Linked DNA regions of Homo sapiens: all the other regions are linked to region 3. A link is an interaction called in ENCODE POLR2A ChIA-PET data of the cell type or tissue named here. Cell type or tissue: PC-3. All regions are shown on one strand.

Region 1 (8,000 bases), 110 kb before region 3:
ATCAGAATCTTTTACATTTAATTATTTAACATCTTTTTTTGTTTCATTGACTGATACATTATTTTCCTTGTCATAAATGGATAAAGACCCAAAGGAATTAATGTAAAGGCAGCCTAATTCGCAAAACGTAAGTGGTTTTGTTGCTATGGTCTTTCTTTTCTTTTTTATCTATTTGTATTTGTATTTTTATTTATTTATTTTTTTTTTTGAGACGGAGTCTCGCTCTGTCACCCAGGCTGTAGTGCAGTGGCGCGATCTTGGCTCACTGCAACCTTTGCCTGCTGGATTCAAGTGATTCTTGTGCTTCAGCCTCCCAAGTAGCTGGGATTACAGGCATGCACCATCACACCTGGCTAATTTTTGTATTTTTAGTAGAGACGGGGTTTCACCATGTTGGCCAGGCTGGTCTTGAACTCCTGGCCTCAAGTGATCCACCCGCCTTGGCCTCCCAGAATGCTGAGATTACAGGTGTGAGCCAGCACGCCTGGCCTGGTCTTTCATGTTTTCTGAGTTTTCTAAGTGCACTCTTATGAACGTAACGCAACCCAAGATCCTAGAATGAAAAAATACAGTAGGAAGATTATCCTTTTTTTTTTTTTTTTCAGTACCTTATAGGTCCAAAATGTGCTGCTGGCCATTATAAGAATAAAGCTAAATATTTCATGCTAGCAAGACGAAGAAGACACTAGCGAGGTAAAAGTAATGGATAGGTTAATTATGAAAAAAGTATTTGTTAGAGCAATTTAGAGATCTTCTTAAAATTACTAAGGTTTTTTTAATGACATATACTAGCCTTTTTCACTTTAAGGAGTCAGTGGCAAATTTAAGCTTTATTTATTTATTTATTTTTTGAGACAGAATCTCGCTTGTTGCCCAGGCTAGAGTGCAGTGGTGTGATCTCGGCTCATTGCAACCTCCACCTCCCGGGTTCAAGCGATTCTCTTGCCTCAGCCTCCCACGTAGCTGGGACTACAGGCGTGTGCCACCACACCCGGCTGATTTTTGTATTTTTTATTAGAGATGGGTTTTACCATGTTGGCCAGGCTGGTCTTGAACTCCTGACTTCAGGTGATCCGCCTACCTTGGCCTCCCAAGTGCTGAGATTTCAGGCGTGAGCCACTGTGCCCTGCCAAATTTAATCATTTTTATATTTAGTTTTCTTGACCCTTAGGTTGCCTTATCCTTTTTTATAGTCAATATAGTTTATGCAACTGTGTTTCTATGATTGCCTTTTATCTTTTATTCTATAGTGAATTAACTACTCTAAAATATATATATTGTAGATTGTTTCTTTTTCATCTGTTTTACTTCATCTTCTACCTCAGTGGAGCATGAACACATTTGGGTTATCTGTTGGTTGTCTTTTAACAAATACTTGATATTTATATCTAGTGGACTAACTTGAATACCGGTAACATTTTCAGATGGTATATTTTCCAAAAGGTTGAAGAGAAAATATACAGATAATGGAATTTGGCTAGATGTTGAGCTCTAAAAATGCTTTAATAGTTAGGTTTTTCTGTTTTCATTACAGCTTTCTTCTCTTTTAGGAAATTACTGTCCATGATTAAGCACATATCCTCTTGATGGTATTCAGCCCCTTAAGTTCAGACTTCCTTCCCGTTGGTTTTTTTTTTTTTTAATTAAAAAAAAAATTCTTTTTAACACACAACTTTGCTCAGAGTCTTCCCTATTTTTTTTCAAAAAATGTGTATTCCATTTGATAATACACACAAGATTTATGGTTTAGAAATAATCTTTACCTCCAGTGTCAGTACAATACCTTAGTTAACTAATTCCGAAGAACTTGGGTGGGTTTTTTTTTTTTGCCTTTTTGTTTTGTTATCGGGTAAGATCTCTCCCTTTTTGAAATTGGATATTCTGGCAGTATCTGGTTTTTGTACTACTTTTAAATCTCTGAAAAAGAATATTAGAAATCTGTAATTGTTGCAATTTGGCTAACATTTGTATCATCTCTCAGGATAATACCTTTGAAATTTCTGCTAACTATACTAAAAAATTAATCCTTAGAAGTTGACGACCCCAAAAAGAGATGGATACATGAAAGTTTATTTTTTATTTTTTATTTTTTGAGACGGAGTCTTGCTGTGTCACCCATGCTGGAGTGCAATGGCACAGTCTCAGCTCACTGCAACCTCTGCCTCCCAGGCTCAGGCGGTTCTCCTCCTTCAGCCTCCCGAGTAGGTGGGACTACAGGTGAGCGCCACCATGCCCAGCTAATTTTTTGTATTTTTAGTAGAGACAAGGTTTCACCATGTTGGCCAGTCTGGTCTTGAACTCCTGACCCCAGGTGATCGGCCCACCTCAGCTTCACAAAGTGCTGGGATTACAGGCGTGAGCCATGGTGCCTGGCCGAAAGTTATACTTTTGATAAATTTTTTGTTTTCTTTAGGATTAGAAAGTTGAACTTTTTAGTGTCTACTTTAGATATCGGCCACTTGACAAAATTCTCCTTTGTTTTTTGATCAGTAACTTATTTGTAAAGCATTTACTGAGTTACCTATTCCGTGTGCCAAGCACTTTTCTAGGGTCTAGAGATAAAAGACACACTGCTTCTGTTAAGCATGTTCTTTCCTTTTCTTCTTACTGCCAGCTAGGACTGTTTTGGATACTTAGAGGAATTTGTGAAGAATTTGTTTTCTTTGTAGAAGTGCCTTAGAACCAGTATGAATGGGTGATAATAGGTAAAGAATAAAAAGATACTTCCAATGTATGTAGAATGTCCAGGTTAATGAATAATCGGTAAATTTATAAACCATTAAGTTCAACTTTAGATCAGTCAGTTGTAGCACATTTGAGTAGAAATCAGTCTTTGTAGAAACATAGTGCCTTCTATTTCATAGCTTAAATAGGTGTAGCCTTCCCTTATGCTTAGATATTAGAAATGCTTAAAACTAATAAGCTGTGTATGCTCATTTCATAATTTAATATTGAGAACAAATATTGCAAACAGCCTAATTTGATGTACTTCTCATAAAATTTTCTCAGTGGTATTTATATATAAAATACTGCTTCTGATTTGAATATACATGGATTTTCAGTAAGAATCTTTAAAAATTTCATTATTTACAGAAAATGTTAAAATGATTTCATTGATGTACTGGTAGGTTAATAGATCTATAACAGCCATTTGAGGTAGCAGCTTAGCATTGCTGATTTTGTTAGCTTTGGTTTGAAATTTTTTCTCTAGTGGTTGAAATGTAAGTCTTGCAGTGTAATAAATATTTCTCCCTCTTAAAATATCACATAGAAGAATGTTGTCCACTAAAATAGAATTAGGTAAGGGCTTCCTGTATCATTTTTAGGAGCTTCCATCAATAATATTCTCACAAAGGCTGCACTTTCTTTTTCAAATAATGACCCCATTTTGAAAGCATCTTTACATTTTTTATATAAATGATACATTATCAAATTCAGAGTCTTCATAAATTATTAACTCTTAAAGCAAGCTCTCTTTACCAGCTCTCCTCAGTGATTTCAAAATAATTTCTACTTAGAGAAATCTGCTTATTCATTTCTGAGTATGAGTGTTGAATTATTATGTTTTGGTACTTCAGGCAAAATAAAGAAGTTATATTCTGAAAGCGTTCTGACTTAGGGGAAGTTTGTAAAGATTCATTTTCTCCAGTGAGCTCTCATATTTAACTTGTTGTGTAACTTAACCTTCGGACATTTGGTTTTTTAAATCTAAGTTTGTTGTACTTTTTATCTATATTATACTGTGGTGTGTGATAAATAAAGATTTGGATGCATTTAACGTAAAGTTCCTGTTGTAGGAGAAATTCTAAATTTAGACCAATATTAATCTGAGCAAGATCTGGTTTTTTGTGAGTTGTTTTTCATTTTCAAAGTGAAGTAGGCCTGTAAACTTAAAAATGAAAATTACGAGGTGTATTTCCTATATCAAAATGTACCTCTTTCTTTTTGCCTGTATTTTCACTCACCTATATATTATTATGGATTAGTATTCAAGAACTGAAGGAAAACTATTGGAAAGTTAACTATTGAAAACGACTGGAAAGGAAACTAAAGGAAATTTGGAAAATCGTATCTTAATTATAATTTCTGAATAGGTTTTAAACTATTTTAAAGTAGTTAAGTTTTACTTAGATTTCATTAATTTAGAAATCTTAGATAATTTTCATGGTTGATATTGAGCTATTACTATATGAAAAAGAATAATTTGTCAAGGAAATTGATTAGAAAAGGCTAGAGGATGATTGTTTAATAAATAATTTTTAAAGCACTTTTATAGCACCTATTTGCACCATATAGGTACTGTGAAAATGTATGTAGATAGCTCCAACGTACTGATTTTAAGCCTTTTTCCTCTGTTAAAGAGCCACTCCTTAACAACTCCAGCTGTGGAATGCTTTGTTAATCTACTAGGGTGTTTTAGACTCTTGAAACTACTTAATTAGATTGCATTTGTTAAGATTCAGCATTCAGATCCTTTTTCTAATCTGTGCTCCTTTCTTCTTATCATCCATCATATACCTCCTCATTGTGATTATACTGTAAAATACTTTTTAAAGCCTACTGATCTAAAGATACAGTCTTTTAAATACTAAAAGGCTTTTGGACTTAAAATCTGTTGGAAGCTTAAATTGAAAAAATAGCTGCCACTTTAGGTGCATAAAGTACTTTCATAATTATTTGATACCTCTTGTTAGATGGCAGTTTCACCTTCTTCTTTCCAGTTTCTTTTTTCTTTTCTTTAATATTTGGTAATTGCAGATTTGATGGTTAAATTCATAGGTTTTCTTTACTTAGGCCAAACTGTCATTTCTCATTTGTACAGAATTGGATATGTCCCTGTGCAGAAGGGTTAGCTCATTCTTTTCATCTTTAAGCTTTTAAAATTACTTAGTCTAAATGTTGTTAGGTAATGGAATAACCATTCCTTTTCAGCTTTTGGTACATTTCCAAACTGGCTGGCAGAGCCAGGAGGAAGTGAAGGCATTAGAAACACTAACTTTGGTTGGTTGCTACCGTCTTAGTGCTGAGACTATAACCTTTGTTGGTTGATTGATAGAGAACAAGAGAACACAATCCTCGTTCCACTAACAGGTAAGGAACCCTTGTGATAACTAGTTGGTATGAGAGGGAGATTACTTGATAGCATTTCATAAAAACTTTATCCCAAAATATAACATGTCCTAGAAATAGGATACTGTGACTGACTGTACTCCGTAGAACAAGGATACGCAGCACCTTTATATTTAGAATAAGATCTGAAATTTAATAGGGATGTATTACTCTGTACCACAAAGCATAATTGATCTGTTTTCCAAAGGCAACACTGTTAAAATTTATCCTGCAGTCCCTGTAACTTTAAATATGTATCTGCCTATCTTATTCTCCTTTCAGCTTTTCCTTGATCAGATGCTATGTGCTTTGAACTTCCTTCTCTTATTTATTCCTATAATAAAGCTAACTATTTTCTAGTATCTTTGCCATCATCTATAATTTGGGTATATCTTACTGCTTTAATTTCTATGTTATAGCCATTAATGATTATTCCTGGTTCTTCTTGACCCAAAAGAAAATGATTATGCATTTTAAAAAGGATTTTGAGTCTGTATTGCCTATATCCACTATTCTGCCTTCCCAGTTTTAAAGCTGAGTGCTTGAAGAATAAATCTTTTCAGTGACAGTAGTCATAAGCTTTCATAAAATATAGGCTTAGCTTTGTATTGCTATAATATGGGCCTATAGTGTGATTAATTCTTTAAGTTAATGAAGACTTGAACTCAGAGAAGAAATTCAGCTTCTTAGACTTTCCCAAAGTTTAGTAGTATTCCTGTTAATATACTTGGTTTTTTCTGTTTCTACTTTTCAGTCCATCTTCTTTTCTTTGACAGAAGAATTAACTGGGACTCCTCCTTTGATATATCTGAGGTTGTGTGCCTTTTCCCTGTCCCTTAAAGACAACTATGATCTTGTTTCCAGTCATAATTTATCATTTTTGATTTGGTCTTCCACTCAGAGTTGAGTGGTTTATCACAGAGTGTGTTATGGCTTAGACCAATACAGGTCCCTTCTTAATAGTTACTGAGGAATTAATCATTTGTGGTGACAGACTTCTAAAATTCAAATTAAGAAGGCACTAAAGAAAGTATGCCCAAAGGTAGCTCCTTTTTATCCTGAGGATTAAGCCATTACAAACTCAAATGACCAGAGAATGTAATTTCTTAATAAGAATTTTTCCTTAAATCTATATTCAGCTCTCTATTTCAGTGCTTCTCTCCTACCAGAGGTGCAAGGAGTGATCCTAGAACCACAGATACAGCCAAGACCACGGAGAGCTTTTGACGTCAGGGGTCCACTTTCTCCACTGAACCCTTGGAGACAGAATATCCAGCTTCTGGAGAGAGTGGGAAAGGATAATAAACAAGTGGGTGCTTTCCATTATTTACTTGGGTTAATTTATAGATTGGAGTGTCCTTCCATTGCCCATTTAATTCTGTGGTAAACTCCTTGGGTTCATTTAAGAACCAGGTGGGACTGCAATCTGTTTTGTTTTTCTGAGAATGCTAACTAGTACTCATTCAAAAATGAGACCTAAAATTTAATTTTCTCTCCAGATAATTAAAGCAGTGGATGATTTGGGGCACATGATTTGACGAATGCCTATGTAGTCCACAGGAATTTTAAAACGGGAATATCTACCCATTTTGGCCTTTGTGGTATTAGTGGACTTCTAAGTGCTCTTTTATATTCAAGTAATTTAAAAGGTTCTGTATTTCATCTTTGGGCAAACTGGACATTTGAAGTCTAATTTATACAGTCACATGTCCAAGTGTTATCCTACACTGTTAGTGAGAACCTTTTGGTCTTCTTCCTACCTCAAATGTTAGGACTTCATATTAGATCTTTTAAAAGATGCAATGATAGTACTATTATGGTTTTACTGTCAATTCTAGGCTCCATTCTTTAATAAAACATAAGTATGAATGAATGTAAGTTTCAGGATACAGTATCCCTGAAAGCTATGTTTAATATACTCAAAAGTCATTTTCTAGTCCCTAGGAATAAATATTTATGGTAAAAGAACCCTTTCCTAGATTTCCCCCATGGCATTAAGATGGTTTTCTCTTAGTTTCTTTGATGCCAAGGGTAGGATTTGATTCCAGGAAGTTCTTATCACCTACAATGGGTAGAATGTGAACTTGTTACCTTTGGCAAGTTTTCATTTTTCCTTGGTGGATTCCTTCTGTGACTCCAGGTATCTTGATAATGGGAGACTGGTTTATTTGTTCTTTAATTGCCCAGATTTCTTTCAACTGGTAAAACATCATACTTCTTCAGCAAAAGGAATTCTTCTAGCAGAGCCTTCATGGATGATATCTGTCACACATGCCAGCACCTGCAGTTTGGAAGGCAGTGGTGAATGGATCCATGCAATATGTCTAGAAGACACAAGGATGAGCCAGCCACCTGATCTTGTCATTTATAAACTTTTAAGAATTACTCTGGTTTACTTTTGGTCTGAAAATGGAAAGGCCCAAATAATGAAATAATCTTTTCAGATTGGAATTTTACATGGCCATGAAAATATTTCTTTCTATTCAGAAGACTGAAATAGAGGAAGCTTGAGAGACTCCTTTCTTTTAAAAGCGGCTCTCTGTATCTGTTTCATTTAAAACATTTGTGGGATTGAAAATCACCTTAATGAAGTAGGCAAACATTTTTTTAAGTAGTAGAGGAAGTCCAGAAAACTTAATGAAATGGTTTTTTTTGTTGCCTGACACTGAAAGTAACTAGTAAATAAAGGGTGAACTTCTTAATTATTCGAAAACTGCTTTTAATATTAGGATATACTCTTTTAGCTCATCTTCGCTGGTCTTGAGGCTTATTATAATTGTCAAATCAACAAAGTTTCTAATAGAGAAGTAGAAGAAATATCTTTTGAGATGTAAGTAGCTTGGTCTGTCTTCTAAAGTAATACATACCTGTTAAACTTGAGGTATTTTTTT
Region 2 (8,000 bases), 170 kb after region 3:
TTGCGTCAACAAATAACTTTCAGTAACTGAGGCAATCTTGAAGCGGATTAGAGCAAATTCCTCCTGTGCTACTCCATAACTAAACCAAATCTGGTCTGGTCTGTGGGGCTTGTCTTTGGAAATGCTGAGATATAGGGAGTGGCAGGGTGAAATCACAACATTCTCTTTGCTTTCTGGCAAGAATGTTGAATTCTTACTGAGCGGATGTGGCAAACACAGAGTGGTTGGTTTTATCTGAACCGTTCCATTAAAATGAAATTTGACTAGGGATTTGAAGAGTATTATGACTACCTTGGGGAATTCCTGTGTGGATGTAAATAGAGCTTAGTATTTGTTTATAGGTAAATACCCAAAAGATCATCACAGGTGAGGGTTTAAAAGATACAGCAAGAGTAGCTTTTAAATCAGGGCTTTATTTTATATGTGGGTACTTCGCACATAGCACTAATTTCTGGATATGAAGATGACATTTCTTATGGTACTTTCAACTCATAGTTATATAGCAGAGGATTCATATAAAGACAGGTATATTTGTGCTCTATGTAGGTTTTAATTTTATCCTTAATACTAAGAGAGAGTAACATCCAAGTGACTAGAAGCTTCCCTTGTTAGAAGCCTTGAAACTGCTCCATTCCTCCCCTCTTTCTCCCTGCCCAGGGAATCTACCACAGGGCTTTTTGCTGCAATCAAAATAAGGCTCAGCAAAGAGCAAATCATTGAATGCAAGTCATCTGGGAGGCCCCTCCCAGCCATTTTGTCCTTAGTGCCCTTATACTACTTTTCATTTCTGATCCAGCTTTCCCCTTGGACTGAGATTTCTGACTCTCTGCTCCAAAGCCATCTGTCCATCCATCCATCCATCCATCTGTCCATCCATCCATCTATCCATCCATCCAGCCAGCCATCCATCCAGCCAACCATCCATCCATCCATCCAACCATCTATTCATCCATCCATCCAGCCAGGCTCCCATCCATCCATCCATGCGTCCATGCATCCATGCATCCATCCACCCACCCACCCATTCATTCATCCAGCCAGCCAACCATCCATCCATCCAGCCAGCCAGCCATCCATCCATCCAGCCATCCATCCATCCAGTCATCCATTCATCCATTCATCCAGCCAGCCAGCCAGCCAGCTACCCAGCCAGCCATCTATCCATGTGCCCATTCATTCTCCTCCTCAGGTATTATCTATTCCCTGCCTTCTCCACACTAGTCCTTCTTCAGTGCCCCAGACCCTCCTGCATTGGCTGTCCTTGCGGGGCCTGTGGACTTCCAGTGGCTCCTTCTCTCATCACACAGGGGTATGCAGGGCACTGTGAGGCCATCCTCAGGCTCACCTTCCAGGAGCCCCCTCCTGGCCAGTCTGAGTCCACTGTTGTGCTGGGGTGGCTGGTTGGCAGTTCCCATCCAGCACACCCCTCTGTGATTGGGTCTAAGCCCACATGCTGGAGTGGGAGGAGGGGAAGTTTGGGGGACAGAAGGCTCCACTTCTTTCTGTGTGGTGTGAGCTCCCTTGCATACCTTCTTTTATGCCCTGCTATGCATGGTCAGCTGGAAAAGCTTTGAGTCTTTATACATTGTTTTGTTTTGTTTTTAAAGCTTTAGAAACCCTGATAAAATCCTTTCTCTTACCAGTTGTTCTTACTTCTTTCTTTTTTTTTTGAGATGGGGTCTTGCTATGTTGCCTGGGCTGGTCTCAAACTTCTGGGCCCAAGCATCCTCCCACCTCAACCTTTTGAGTAGACTTACAAAGTCTATCGCCTTTAGGGTGAAGAACAATTTGAAATTCACAGCATAACAATGGTGTCTTTCCTCCAGTTAGCACGTCCCCTTCCTGGGGCTGCGAGTCTCAGCAGCACCCTCCAGTGTTGCTGGCAGATGAGTAGGGTCAACAAAGGGCCTCTGGGAAGACACAGCAGGTGAGAGTTCAAAGCACCCCTGACTGTGTGTGAGCCCACCTGCATGTGGATTTATCTTCCACAGACTGTCCTGCAGTGGTGCTCTTTTTCATGGGACATGGGAAGCTGCTTTCTTTTTATATTGCATTCAGATTCTGACATCAAAACTTGAATGGAAGTTCTTGATCTGGGAATCCCTGCCCACAGCCCTAGACCTGAGTGCATGGGAAGCTCTGTGCTGGGCTTGGCCATCACACTGCATCATCTCTCTCCCACTGCCCCTAGGAAATTTGGCCTCAGGTCTGTCCTGAAGCAGCAGCCCTGGGGTATGACCATCTGTGAGGCTGGCAGACTAGGGAATCCTCTGGGAGGGGGACCCTCCCTAAATTTAGACTCTTTTGTCAAGTGCAGGCACTCTCTTAAACTTAGACAGCTTGATGCTTGTTTCCTAAGGGTGTAGACAACAAGGCTACCTGAAGAGCTTCAACATTTGGCCCTGGATTGTGGCTACAACCATCTGTCTGACATAGTGGCACTCCTCCCAGCCATACTGAGGGAGCACTTCCTAAGTTTCTCATCTTTATGGCCTCAGAATTCAGCCATTCCGTACTGTCTTGCCTCTGTCTTTGTATATATTTATTCCCTCTTAGAACACTTTCTACTTGTAGTCTTTGATTCAACACACATTCACCCAACTAGCTTGGCACTTCTCTGGGCACCAAACCTGGTTTAGGTCCCATTTGTCCTTTGGGCCTTGCCCATCATTTAATTCCATCTACTTTGATTACTTTTCTCTCCCTTTTCCATCCTTTTCCTTTTTCTCCCAACCCTGAATTAGAGGCTCCTCCTCTGATGGCTTAGAACCTGTTGCAAATTCTTCTCACAGCAGTTACCCCAGGTATTGCAGTTGCTTCCTGGACCAGTTTCCTTTCCGACCTTATGATTTATTATTATTTATTTATTTATTTATTTATTTATCTATTTATTTTTTGAGACAGAGTCTCGCTGTACTGCCCAGGCTGGAGTGCAGTGGTGTGATCTCGGCTCACTGCAACCTCCGCCTCCTGAGTTCAAGCAATTCTCCTGCCTCAGCCTCCTGAGTAGCTGAGATTATAGGCACGTGCCACCATGCCTGGCTAATTTTTGTATTTTTAGTAGAGGTGAGGTTTTGCCACGTTGGCCAGGCTGGTCTCGAATTCCTGACCTCAAGTGATCCACTCGCATCGGCCTCCCAAAGTGTGACCTTACAATTCTTGAGAGGGCAAAGATAGCCTCTGGTTCATCTTTGCATTCAGCACCTACAATACTATCCACACATACTAACTGTTCAATAAAATGCACTAAATGAATGAATAAATGCATGATCATTTTTATGTATTTTACAAATACAAAATACAAAATCCTGGTGAAGAATTGGCTAAGAAGATATTTTTGGGACTGGGAAAACAAGCAAGAGCTGGTTTAGTATGATTTTCATTGTAACCTGACCTTGAGGCTCTAGGCTGAGTAAACAAAAGATGAGAGACAAAATATTGGATTTAAGAAATGTAATTGTCTCCATGTTTAAAATTTTAAAAATCTGATGCTATTTGACTCACAGAGGGAAAACAAAAGTGTTGCTATGAGAGAGCTGTGAATTTTATCTCATCTCCGGGGCAACAGAGTGAATAATTTTATGGAGAGAAGGGGAGAAATTAAGACAAGAGTCTCACAACGCAAATTCAGTGTTCCAACCAAAAGTCATTTAAAGAACAAAACAGAACAAAACAAATGTTCCAAAACCACAAGGGTAGGTATCAAAACCCAAATAAAAGGAAATGAGGCAGATTCCCGATACAAAATCTTCTGTGGTGGAGGCTAAGATGGCGAAACAATGGAAATTTTATGAGCATCAGCTTTGTCGAGGCACAGCAATGCAGATCTTGTGATGCTGACAGCAAGGAAGAAATTGCAAGTCAGAAGGAACTGTAAGTGTGAACCACCTCCCAAGGCCAAGTGGGAAACACAACCAGCCCCACGTGGTGTATGAAGGAATATGATTAGGGGATTTCCCTGAAAAAGGCTGGCCGGGAGGACTGCCCCTCACCTCTTGCTATCGTTCTCTGGCCTGGAGTGTTCTCACGTCATCTCCATCAGGAAAAAGTTTCAAGTCTGTTTTTCAGTGGGGTTGATTCCCTCCTGGTTCCGGCATTCTGCAAATTAGTTCGTTGTCATGGGGACAACATTTAGACAATTTGTCTGCACAGGGCCTCGTTAAGTGGGCAGAAGAGGACTGAGAGAAGTATCCACTTCGGCTTGCAAGCGCCTCCGGGGTGGGAAAGCTGTCACTGTGTGCGTGGGCGGTAGCCATGGTGGGTTGTCACAAGGCTTCCTGAGTCCGGCCTTATCCATTCATTCTTTTTTCTCTCCATCTACTCAGAATACAGTGTGCATTGCTTCATATGTGTGCCCATGATGTGCGACTTCAACAGCGATGTCTCTGACTTCCTGGACTCTCAGGATCCTCTTGCAGTGTCCAGGCTCCCCACGCTTGGTCAGTACATTCCCACAACAGACCACAGTGGTTGTTTCTGTTTCCAGCATTTCATGTTTAGAATGTGGAAGATGTGAGCTTCTCCTTACTGCTGATGGCATCCATCGTGAGCTCTCCAATTGCCTTGAGCCCTCTGGGCAGTGCCATCTGCAGGAGTGTCCACAGCGCCAAGCCTAGCAGTTGAATGGCCAGCACCCCAAGTCATGTAGTGGGTGTAAACAGGTGCATGCTTATGGCACTAGTGTACAAGCCACTGGGGAAAATAGCCCACAGGGCACGTGCATTTTACAGCATGTATGCCATGTGAAGCCATTCTCAGGGCCTCACCATGAACAGTATGTGAAATAAAGCATCATGCAGATTTGGAGGCAACTGATCACATTTAACACAGAGAGCAACATCTACTCAGAGGGTATTCTGGGATCATTTAGCACCCCCAAAATGATTCTGGAGGCAAAGAGTATTGCATATCTCAATAGCCACCGAAGGCCTTGTTCTGTTTCCAGAGGTACAAATATTGGTGATCAAAACAATACCAATACGTCACCAAGAAAAGCTAGATATGTATGCATATATACATGCATGCACACACATATATATAGATTCTAAGGTGATGAGTGTATAGTAATATTTCAGGAAGATTTCCTACTGACTTGATAACATAAAACAGGGGAAAACATCAATTTTGTGGAAAATGAAGTTCTGTGAACTATGACTTTCTAGTACAATGTCATAAGAATTAAGAGTTCTTATGCATGGATTTCACAGAAACACTGCTAGAGTGGGAGGGATTTTTCAATCCTCTGTTATGGCGGTTTAAAAATAATTATCAGCCTTAGAACCCTTTTTACAATAGGATCTTGTGCAGGAACCCCATCTATATGTGAAAACCCTTCTCTCTCTTGTGGGGAAGGAGCTGTAAGAATGGTGGTTCCAGGTTCGAGTGTTGTATTCGTTAGCTCAGGCTGCTGTAACTAAGTGCCACAGAGTGGATAGCTTAAACAATAGAAATTTATTTCTCATAGTTCTGGAGGCTAGAATTCCAAGATCAAGGTGCCAGCATGGTTTCTGGTGAGGGCCCACTTCCTGGCTCATAGATGGCCTCCTGTCTGCATCCTCACATGTCAGGTAGAGAGAGAGAGACAGCAAGCTCTCTCGCGTCTCTTCTTATAAGGGCACGAACTTCATCACAAGGACCTTATCTAAACCAAAGGAACTTCCAAAGGCCCTGTCTCCAAATACCATCCCATTGGGGGTTGGGGCTTCAACATATGAATTTTGGGGGAACATAATTCAGTGCACAGCAGATGTGGAAGCTGAGATCTACGGAGATCCTGTGGCTCATCTAAGCAGAGGGGGACTTGTTCCTAGGTCTGATAGCATCTAATCCAGGGCTCCTTGCCTTCTAATGCACAGCTTTGACCTCCAGAACCACCCTGGGTCCTGCCTCCTTAGTCTCTTTTGTCCTTGTGAGAGCTGGGTGGGTTTAAGAAAGTATTGGAAAAGGAGGCTGCCTTTCCCAAACATTATCAGGAGCAATATTAATAATTATATTAGACACAGCCCTCATTTATAGACCCCTGACTCAAGTCAGTGCCGTTCTAAGTTCACATATAATATTTCATTTGCCCCTCACAATGATTCTAGGGAAACGTATTCTCTCTTTTCTACTTTACAGAGCGAGTACAGAGGCATCATGCAAGGTCACACAGCTATAAGTGGCACAGCTGGGGACTCACCCGGGCTGTCTGGCTCCCGAGTTTATGCTCTTAATCAGTACCACCTTAGGGATGGGATGGTCAACAACACAATCAGGAGGTGGGTGAGGGTCAGCCCTCCCCTGAGCTGGGTGCACTGGAATACACCTACCATCCCCTGGTCAGGGCTCAGGCCAGCACATGGGGCTGATTTTGTGAAAAGTTGTAAGCATAAGCAAATAATGGGTGTTTGCCAAGTTGAAGACAGGCATAGAATTGAATCTTCTGTCTCTCCTAATGTCAAATAATGAAGTAGACAGTCGTATTCTTGGCATATTATGAATTTCTTGTTTTCTAGTTGGACAGAGATCAAGGGTCTCTTGGTTTAGAATCACAGGACCAAGGGATAATGCAAGGCCTGTTAAGACCTTTTGGTGCCATTGGCCAGGACCACATGGAGCAGGGGGTCATTTTGGTATTAAACAGTGACTGCTGGTCTATCCTCTAGGGGGTGATAATCTCCCCTTCCTCTTCTTGATGGACATTTATTCAATAGTCACCAAGGAGATTCAGCAATCTGGGTGTCCTACAGCCTAGATATGCTGTCCTGTGTTGTTGAGGTTTATGCCTGGACTTTGATTGATGCCAGCCCCTCCAAAGGCTCTTTCCACAGCTGTTGCTTCTGGTTGGATGGTGCACTCACTGTGCTCAGCACCTCAGGAAGGGATTGAGGGTTGTGAATAGTGGAGATGTGTAGGGAGAGTAGGGAATATGTTTCACTGCCAATATACAAGCAGTATATCAGATTTGGGAATTCTACTGGCAAGGGTTGAGTCTTTGCTTGTCACCGGGCTAAAAGTTGCTTCACCTTTCCAAACATCAGCTTCCTCACTTACCAAGTATAACCACTGCATTGCAAGTTGTTGTCTCGATTAATTGAAGATGCTTGCCATACAGTAGGGACTCAACCATGTTAGCTTCTCCCCCCAGATGCTAGGGGCTGTGTGCTTTCATGGAAAGAAATGCTTCTGCTAGACTTAATTGACATCATCTTTGGTGGGTCTTTTCTTTGCTTCTGACCACACGTCTTTTAAACTTGAGATGCTTTTATGCTTCCGGGTAACAAGCAAAAGTCAGGCCAAGGAGGAAGCAAAACTAGGATTTATTGGTGGGGGGTCATGGAATAGGGATGTTAGAGATTAGCAGAAAAGAACTGCAATGATTTAAAAAGGCAAAAAAAAAAAAAAAAAAAGAATATCCTGGAAAGAAATAATTACATTTAAGTTGATTTCATTGTATCAAGTCTTAGAGTGCTTTTAAAATTATGGTTTTATGTCATGTTCTCAAGTGCAGCCTCAATGAAGAATCAGTCTCCCAGAAAGATTCAAACAGTTGAAATAGGGGAATTAGAAGATGAAGACCTTAAAAAAATCACCCACCAGCATGGGGATGAGGAGAGAGAAGCATCTTCACAGGCTCAGAATCCTATTTGATCCCAGATTCTTCCCCAAGTCAATATTCATTTAACACACTTGTCCCAGGGGACAGAGCTGGTTAACAGGAAATGTGCCCTTGAAGAGTTAAAAAATTATCTTACTCTTCTTCCCTGCAGATTTTAGTTTTCCCACCAACTGTTTAGTAGCAAGGAGCAACTGATGCGTTATGCTGTGTCTTTCCTATGGGAACACGCAGTTTGGTGGCAAAGAAACAGAGTAAAAAAAAAAAAAAAGTTACCCAAGTGGAATTGACAAGGGTGAAGGGATTCTGATTGGCCAATGTAGAATGTTAGAAAGTTATTCATGGAGACAAAGCACACAGATTTAATTTAATATTGATTTCAGCTTCAGGAGGAAAAAACTGCTCT
Region 3 (8,000 bases):
CTGAAATAGACTTATATGGTCCATGGCTTTAAGGATCTCTCCTGGAAGCCTTGTAGTATTTTTCTCTGCCCTGTCAGCAAGTCTCAGTGAGCTCTGATGAGGCACCAGACATATGGATCGTTTGTCTTGCAATTAGAAGAGCCTTTGAATGTAATTCTAGCCATTTGTGCCACGGACATTTCTGATCCAAGGGTTTTCCCTCCATGGAGCTTTCCATTTCCTTTGCCTTCTTTTTCAAATTATGTCTTCTCAGTTTTCATACAAAAGTCTAGTTTTAAAGGAATCTAGCATATTTATGTGAAATATATGAGAAAATTAGATTTCTAATCATTTTTTTAGTTGCCTATCCTTTGGCTCAACAAATTCTCCAGAAGTGTGCACACACACATACATGTTCAAGGATGTATGTAGAAGGATGTTCCTTGCAATTTTATTTAAAATATCCAAGTATTAACAATAACTGTAATGTCCTTCAATAGGAAAATGGGTTAAATAGACTATGGTTGCTTATATTTGCTTCTCTTGCTTGATACAATGGATGATCAGTTAAAATGATTGAAATAAAAACAGCTTTCTGTTTATGTTGAAGAACGGCATGAATAAATTCAGTTAATTTAGTAATTTTTTAAAACTGCAGCTTGGAATTTAAAAATTTTTTTATATGACCTTAGAGTTTTGTTTTTTAAAGCTCTTTTTATAGCTTAAATGGTGCTTTAATACCCTTTTTTCATGAAGTTGGCATTCAGTTAAAACATGTAAATGGAATTTAGCATACAAATAGTTTTAGGTATAACTTTAACTTTCAAAATATAGAGACTATCATGTAGTAAATAATATTCTGGTTAGCATTCATAGACATAGGGACCACATGCCAGCTTCCCAAATAATTACGATTTCTAAGCTTCTACTTAGTCTCCTTTTGTTGGAAATGGGTATCTTTTTTTTTAAAGCATCATATGAGTTAATATATGTAATTTTTATAAATTATAAATATGTTAACAATTATTGTTATTCAAAAGCCAAGCCTTAAAATTTGGAGAATATGAACCTTTCAGTAAAAAGGGAATCTCATCACTTTATAGTTGGTCACACTTTGGTTTTTAACCCAAAAGAGAATTGTGGTCTTCATCATTTACTGTGCTTACCGATCTGGTCTGGTTCCTAATAACTTTGGACAGTTTCTGAAAACCAAATCTACCTACCCCCACTACCAGCATTGAGTCAACTTAAAAACTGTCTAAATGGATCTGATGGCAATTTTAGAAAAGGATGCTGCTTGAGGAAAGATGCTTATTTTGGAGAGAAGACTGTGTGTGTTTGTGCATGTGCGTGTATTACATATATATGTTCTACGGTCAGATTTTATGTTGGAATTATTTGTGATGACACAATTTTATCTACAGATTAGAGAGGTCTCCCCAAGTACTTTGTAGATTTTTTGGTTTTTATATTATGCCATTAGAGGGCAGTATTGTAGAGGTTAAGTTTTCTTTCTCGCATGTATTGACTTGGAAACTGTTTATGTTGTATTATAATTTAGCAAACTTCAGGGCTTAGATTTCTAGTATATTAAATTGTAGCCTTAATTGATGCATCCCTGCAAGTATTTTAAATTAATATAGGAAATTTTGAAAGGGTTAAGCTATTTTATACCCACATCTCTCGATTTTGGTTTGGAGAAGGGAATTATTTGGTCAGTGTGGCCAAGAGGGTGAAACAGAGGTGAGCCTACAGCATCTATTGGCTGCTTAACTATTTTTAACCACCATTATATCCTCCCTTTTCTGGTTCTGGACACTGCAAATGGGCAGAGACTAACTTCAAGGATTTGTATGCTTTGAATACATACTTTATAATATTTCAATCCCTCTGATGTAAGAAGGCTCATAGGATTGAGGGATTGAGTCTTAGAGGAATTGTCACTCAGCTTGCAAAAACGTGCCTTAGGGACTTAACTAAAAATAGATTTATGTGGAATTCAACCTGTGGATTGACTTTTTTGGGTCTAAATAGAAGAAGGCATATTTAGTTACTAGGGAGAAGATGCTAATAGGGAGATGTGATTTTAAGGTTTGTGGCTCTACGGGCTTTTTGGGAAGATCCTGGATTTTATCTGGAGTCTTTCCCTCATGCCTAGCAAAGAATATATAATGTTTTTTGTTTTGTTTCTATAAAACAAAAGGTAGTATCTCTCAAAGAGCAAATGTGATTTTTTTTCCTCTAAAATTAAAAAAATACATGATTGCAGGGTGATTATTATCTTTAAAAATAAAACCGTCTATAAAATCCTCCCAGTACCGCTGCCGGTAAGAACTAGATAATTGAAATCAAGACACTCGAAGTCTTACAGTGGTGGGACTGGGCATGCCCAGTAGCTCAGACGGTTCGGGTTACAAATAGGAAGCTTTCGCCGTTAAGCAGCCGCGGGACACAGCTCCGGGGACCGGGGTCTGACTCCCTTAAACGTAAGCACGTGTGGGGGCCCCCATAGTATTTTTCAGGGACCCTTCACATTTTCTGCCGAAGCAATGGCCCAGTGTTTTGAGGCCGCCGTGGAAACCTCCGAACCCAGCACCCCACTCCCTCTGAGCACGGCCCGCGCCAGGCCAGCCCACCCCACGAGCGGGATCTGGAGAATGGGGGCGGAGGTGGGGGTGGGGGGAGGCGGGGAAGCAGGGAAGCGGGAGGACCTGGAAGGGAGTAGGGGGCGGTCCCAGTGGCGTGCCGGCCAATCGGCGCAGCTCTTTCCTGCATATATTTTGCACTAAGACTGGGAGTCCTGGTCTAGAGCTGAGTGGAGCCCGGCTGCGGATCTGGGAAGCGCCTCTTCACGGCACTGGGATCCGCATCTGCCTGGGATCATCAAGCCCTAGAAGCTGGGTTTCTTTAAATTAGGGCTGCCGTTTTCTGTTTCTCCCTGGGCTGCGGAAAGCCAGAAGATTTTATCTAGCTTATACAAGGCTGCTGGTGTTCCCTCTTTTTTTCCACGAGGGTGTTTTTGGCTGCAATTGCATGAAATCCCAATGGTGTAGACCAGTGGCGATGGATCTAGGAGTTTACCAACTGAGACATTTTTCAATTTCTTTCTTGTCATCCTTGCTGGGGACTGAAAACGCTTCTGTGAGACTTGATAATAGGTAAATGTCGGCTAAGATAGTTTCTTTAAATTTATTCGTGGGATACTTATAATAATACAGGTGAAAGATAGCCAGGCGAATTCCTTTGTCCATTGCTGAGAGATTATGGTGACATGGATGTTGTTTTTCGAAATGTTAAAAAACCTTATTTTTGCAAGTCTGGCCAGAGAACAGGCTTTCCCCACATTATGTAATTTAGTCCTTTGTGGCTTACTAAAATAGGGAGATGCCTGGATATTCGTTAGTAAGAGAGGGGCTGGCATTTTCTGGAGGGTGATACATTACATAGTGTTAAATAACATTCAAAATATGATGCTAGCAATATCACAAAATTGGGAGATCCTTTTTATCTTGGAAGCTTAAGATAAATTCCATTTATCGATGACCTTTTTCCCTCCTCTTTTTCAGCTCCTCTGGTGCAAGTGTGGTAGCTATTGACAACAAAATCGAGCAAGCTATGGTATGTACTGATGAAAAATCATTTATACTAAATGTGGGCACAGCACAAAAATAAGATGTTTTGTGGAACCAGTGCATCCCTAAGTTCAGATGATGATGATTGCTCTTGATGCGCGTAGAAATGCCGGCGCTGTCTCCATTCGGCCAGCGTGGAGCCACCTACCACGGCAGCCGTGGAGGGAGAAAGGGGCCCTGCGGGTATTAAATGGTCTTCTTCCCCGGACTGGTTTCACACGACGGGATTTTCTCACGGTGACCCTTTTTGCTGGGGATTTATTAGGGAAGCGCTGGCCAACTATCTCCTTCGGCTGGTCGTGAGCACACCTTTAGCGATGTGGCTTTACTAGGAATCCTAATATTTTACTAGGGAGCCGGGAGGTGGGGAGGGCCCCAGAAGTCGGGATCCTGGATAAGGGTCTTCTAGACGGTGCACAAACGGGTCCCCGGTGGCGCGGGCTCCTTCACAATGAAGAAGAATCAGAGAAAAAGTTTTGTTTTCTTAGCCTGCGCCTGGATTTCTCCTATTTTTTATTTCCGCCTTGGCCGTTCTTTGTTATTGGAGCAGCGCCTGTGGCTCTTCTCACGGGATTCTCTGCCCACTGTTGCTAGGCAAACTCTGAACCTTTAATTCGGAGCTATAAATAACTCGGGCTCCCATTGGCTGCGACGTCTGCCCAGGTTTCTGTGATGTCAGCTTAATCACGAAAAGAGGGGGGCGGGGTGGAGGGAAGAAAATGCGGCAACATGTTCGGTAGGAACTGGCTGCAGCCGGTGCTGAAGGAGGCGGCTCCGGGCGAGCGCGGGGCGGGGCCTGGGGGCGGGGACGCGGTGGGCGCGCTGTGGCTTGGACGTCCCCGCTGCTGGTCTCAGTCGGGGACCCAGCGCCCGGCTCTGGCCCAGTCTCAGGAAGCCTTACTTGGGCGTTTCTGGCCAACGTCTGCAGAGAAGCACAGACTTTTACAAAGCTTGATCATTTATACGTTAAACTCAAGTATTGTACAGTCATGTTTGTATTCAGATTTCCCCAAGTGTCATTGAACCAACTTTAAAGGTGGAATATGTAAATAGTTAGGGAGATCCATGTAAAATAATGTCTTGGAAACTCAAAAGAGTCCAGAAAATACCAAATAATGAGTTAAACCTTTTCTGTCTTCTTTCCAGGATCTAGTGAAAAGCCATTTGATGTATGCGGTCAGAGAAGAAGTGGAGGTCCTCAAAGAGCAAATCAAAGAACTAATAGAGAAAAATTCCCAGCTGGAGCAGGAGAACAATCTGCTGAAGACACTGGCCAGTCCTGAGCAGCTTGCCCAGTTTCAGGCCCAGCTGCAGACTGGCTCCCCCCCTGCCACCACCCAGCCACAGGGCACCACACAGCCCCCCGCCCAGCCAGCATCGCAGGGCTCAGGACCAACCGCATAGCTGCCTATGCCCCCGCAGAACTGGCTGCTGCGTGTGAACTGAACAGACGGAGAAGATGTGCTAGGGAGAATCTGCCTCCACAGTCACCCATTTCATTGCTCGCTGCGAAAGAGACGTGAGACTGACATATGCCATTATCTCTTTTCCAGTATTAAACACTCATATGCTTATGGCTTGGAGAAATTTCTTAGTTGGGTGAATTAAAGGTTAATCCGAGAATTAGCATGGATATACCGGGACCTCATGCAGCTTGGCAGATATCTGAGAAATGGTTTAATTCATGCTCAGGAGCTGTGTGCCTTTCCATCCCTTCCGGCTCCCTACCCCTCACTTCCAAGGGTTCTCTCTCCTGCTTGCGCTTAGTGTCCTACATGGGGTTGTGAAGCGATGGAGCTCCTCACTGGACTCGCCTCTCTCCTCTCCTCCCCCCAGGAGGAACTTGAAAGGAGGGTAAAAAGACTAAAATGAGGGGGAACAGAGTTCACTGTACAAATTTGACAACTGTCACCAAAATTCATAAAAAACAATAGTACTGTGCCTCTTTCTTCTCAAACAATGGATGACACAAAACTATGAGAGTGACAAAATGGTGACAGGTAGCTGGGACCTAGGCTATCTTACCATGAAGGTTGTTTTGCTTATTGTATATTTGTGTATGTAGTGTAACTATTTTGTACAATAGAGGACTGTAACTACTATTTAGGTTGTACAGATTGAAATTTAGTTGTTTCATTGGCTGTCTGAGGAGGTGTGGACTTTTATATATAGATCTACATAAAAACTGCTACATGACAAAAACCACACCTAAAGAAATTTTAAGAATTTGGCACAGTTACTCACTTTGTGTAATCTGAAATCTAGCTGCTGAATACGCTGAAGTAAATCCTTGTTCACTGAAGTCTTTCAATTGAGCTGGTTGAATACTTTGAAAAATGCTCAGTTCTAACTAATGAAATGGATTTCCCAGTAGGGGTTTCTGCATATCACCTGTATAGTAGTTATATGCATATGTTTCTGTGCATGTTCTCTACACAATTGTAAGGTGTCACTGTATTTAACTGTTGCACTTGTCAACTTTCAATAAAGCATATAAATGTTGATAAACAAGTGTTTTTCATATGACCCTGTTAACATAATGGCAGTCATTTCCACAACTGTTTCCAGGTAAAGTTAACAATTTGACTAGTAAAATCCTGAAGGGCAGTGGAATGATTGGAAAAGTAGGGGCGTGATTTGACTGCATGAAGTAAAAGGAAATTGACACATTGAGTTGTTCAGCAGGTAAGAGAAGAGACAGTGGAGGAGTCCAGCTCAATTCTAACTACTGTGTGACTTGGACAGGTTGCTTCACTCCTGGACGGATGTAGGGGTTTGAAAGAGATGATCTCTTACATTCCCCTTTGGCTTTAAAATTCTAGGAGTCCTTGAAAATCTTAATTTTTTACTGAACTGAGAGGAAGAAGGAGCCTTATTCTGTGTATAATTGGAATAAGCAGATCTAGGATCAAAAGACGGAAGTTGGAGAAGCTGATTTCCACTTTAAGAACCCTGTCACCCTGGGTTGGGATGTTTCTCCTAGTGTAGGATGAGTTTCTAGCTCCTGGGATAATTCGTTTTGTCTAAGCAAAAGATGATTTGAGGTGGGACCAGATGAGCAAGGATGTCCTTGCAGTTGATTCTGCATGACTATAAAACAGGCCAAAATTAAAACCACGAAGGAATCCTGAGGCAGATTGGCCCCTGGCACCTGAGGAGTGAGCCTGAGGGATCCCACTCTGCAGTAGGAGTAACGTGAGCGAGCAAGTGAATGGGGTGGGTTTACCGGCTCTGTAATCTATCAACCTAGGGCCTCAGCAGTGGCCCCCTGCCCAGTAGGAATTGGACCAATCCCAAGTTCTAAGGCTTGTCTTAAGTCCTTGCAGAACAAGGACAAACTTTCTGAATCATTCATTTCTCTCATCTAGAGCTGGTGGGAGATTGAGAGGTGAATGGGACATCCAAGATCCCTAAAAAGAATTGTTCGATAGCGTGCATGTGTTATAAAGTGGTGACACGGGCATCCTGTTGAAATGATGGATGGCTCACTGCCATAGGCTGATAGCAGTTGTCATAAAGATATTTTGGGGGAATTTGAAAAGGACGTAAAGAAAAATCTTTCATATTGGCTTGTTGGTTATATAACTTCAAATTTAATAAAGGAATACTTACGTAGTAATTACATTTCCTTGAAAAAACTATAGTGAATAGAAATCCCTAGCCATTTCATTTTTTATGTTTTTAATGAAGATCTTTAAAATACCATAGGTGGTAATCGTGGAAAATTTGAAAAATCTCATGTCAGTGTATTAAGATGGTGGAGAAGTTTTTTTCTCCATTATTTAATGGAACTTTGGGTCTTTTTATTAAAAATGTGAGACTCATGAAATTTTGGCAGCTGAATATTTGTGAAATAAGAATGAATTATTAAAAGATGTCTTTCCATACATGTTCCTCATTTTAGTAATTACTAAACATACTTGAGATGATTGACTTATATTTAAACATATTTAAGGTAATTTAAAAAGGCATTTTGCTACTTGCTTATAGACCTGAGTGTAGGTCTTATTGGCCTGTGGGTTATTATATAACTGATTATGTTGCACTTATGTTCTGTGGAGAAGGAAAGATTTTTAAGGGGAATGGCATGCTGTACCAGCACTGAGTGTTCATGACATCAGTTGCAGCAGGAGAAACCCCCGTTCAATGAAGGAGAAGTAGGAATTTTACATGGATTTGAATGAACGTCTACTTTGTATTTCAAATGAACAGTGTTCATATTTCAGTAATTGTGTGCATTTTTTGCATACTTTAAAAGAGAACTTTTATTTTTCATTATGGAATAAATATGCAATGCCAGAACAGCTTTAAATTTATACAAGAAATGTATAAAAGTTAATTATAACTAAAATTAGGAATGAAAATTAATCTATATAGACACTACTCTGC

What was found. Peaks named below come from ENCODE experiments on the same cell type or tissue, not always from the same donor. Only the 100,000 strongest peaks of a DNase experiment are listed, where the experiment ranks them.
Region 1: POLR2A ChIA-PET joins it to region 3 with 26 read pairs; 2 of 35 experiments call an interaction of 5 or more read pairs at or near these places.
Region 2: POLR2A ChIA-PET joins it to region 3 with 22 read pairs; 20 of 35 experiments call an interaction of 5 or more read pairs at or near these places.

What each region holds. Positions count from the first base shown.
Region 1 is chr13:44,538,185-44,546,184 of GRCh38, reverse strand. All of the region lies in intron 1 of TSC22D1 (TSC22 domain family member 1), which reads left to right. Among named protein-coding and RNA genes, the nearest start is that of TSC22D1-AS1, 34 kb to the left of the region's middle. In PC-3, no CTCF peak of the experiment used is centred here; no DNase peak of the experiment used is centred here.
Region 2 is chr13:44,260,339-44,268,338 of GRCh38, reverse strand. No RefSeq gene overlaps it. Among named protein-coding and RNA genes, the nearest start is that of MIR8079, 68 kb to the right of the region's middle. RefSeq lists an enhancer at 3,500-4,699. In PC-3, no CTCF peak of the experiment used is centred here; a DNase peak (open chromatin) is centred at 198; H3K27ac peaks cover 1,605 bases.
Region 3 is chr13:44,431,641-44,439,640 of GRCh38, reverse strand. TSC22D1 (TSC22 domain family member 1) reads left to right here. Exons shown (of 3, transcript NM_183422.4): 2 at 3,546-3,597; 3 at 4,758-7,498. The coding sequence ends at 5,015. LOC124903167 (a long non-coding RNA gene) reads right to left here and starts at 2,437. Exons shown (of 4, transcript XR_007063778.1): 1 at 2,349-2,437. RefSeq lists a silencer at 4,367-4,476 and an enhancer at 3,794-4,993. In PC-3, a CTCF peak has its summit at 1,440 (motif pointing right); DNase peaks (open chromatin) are centred at 2,390, 2,830 and 4,250; H3K4me3 peaks cover 4,371 bases; H3K27ac peaks cover 6,844 bases.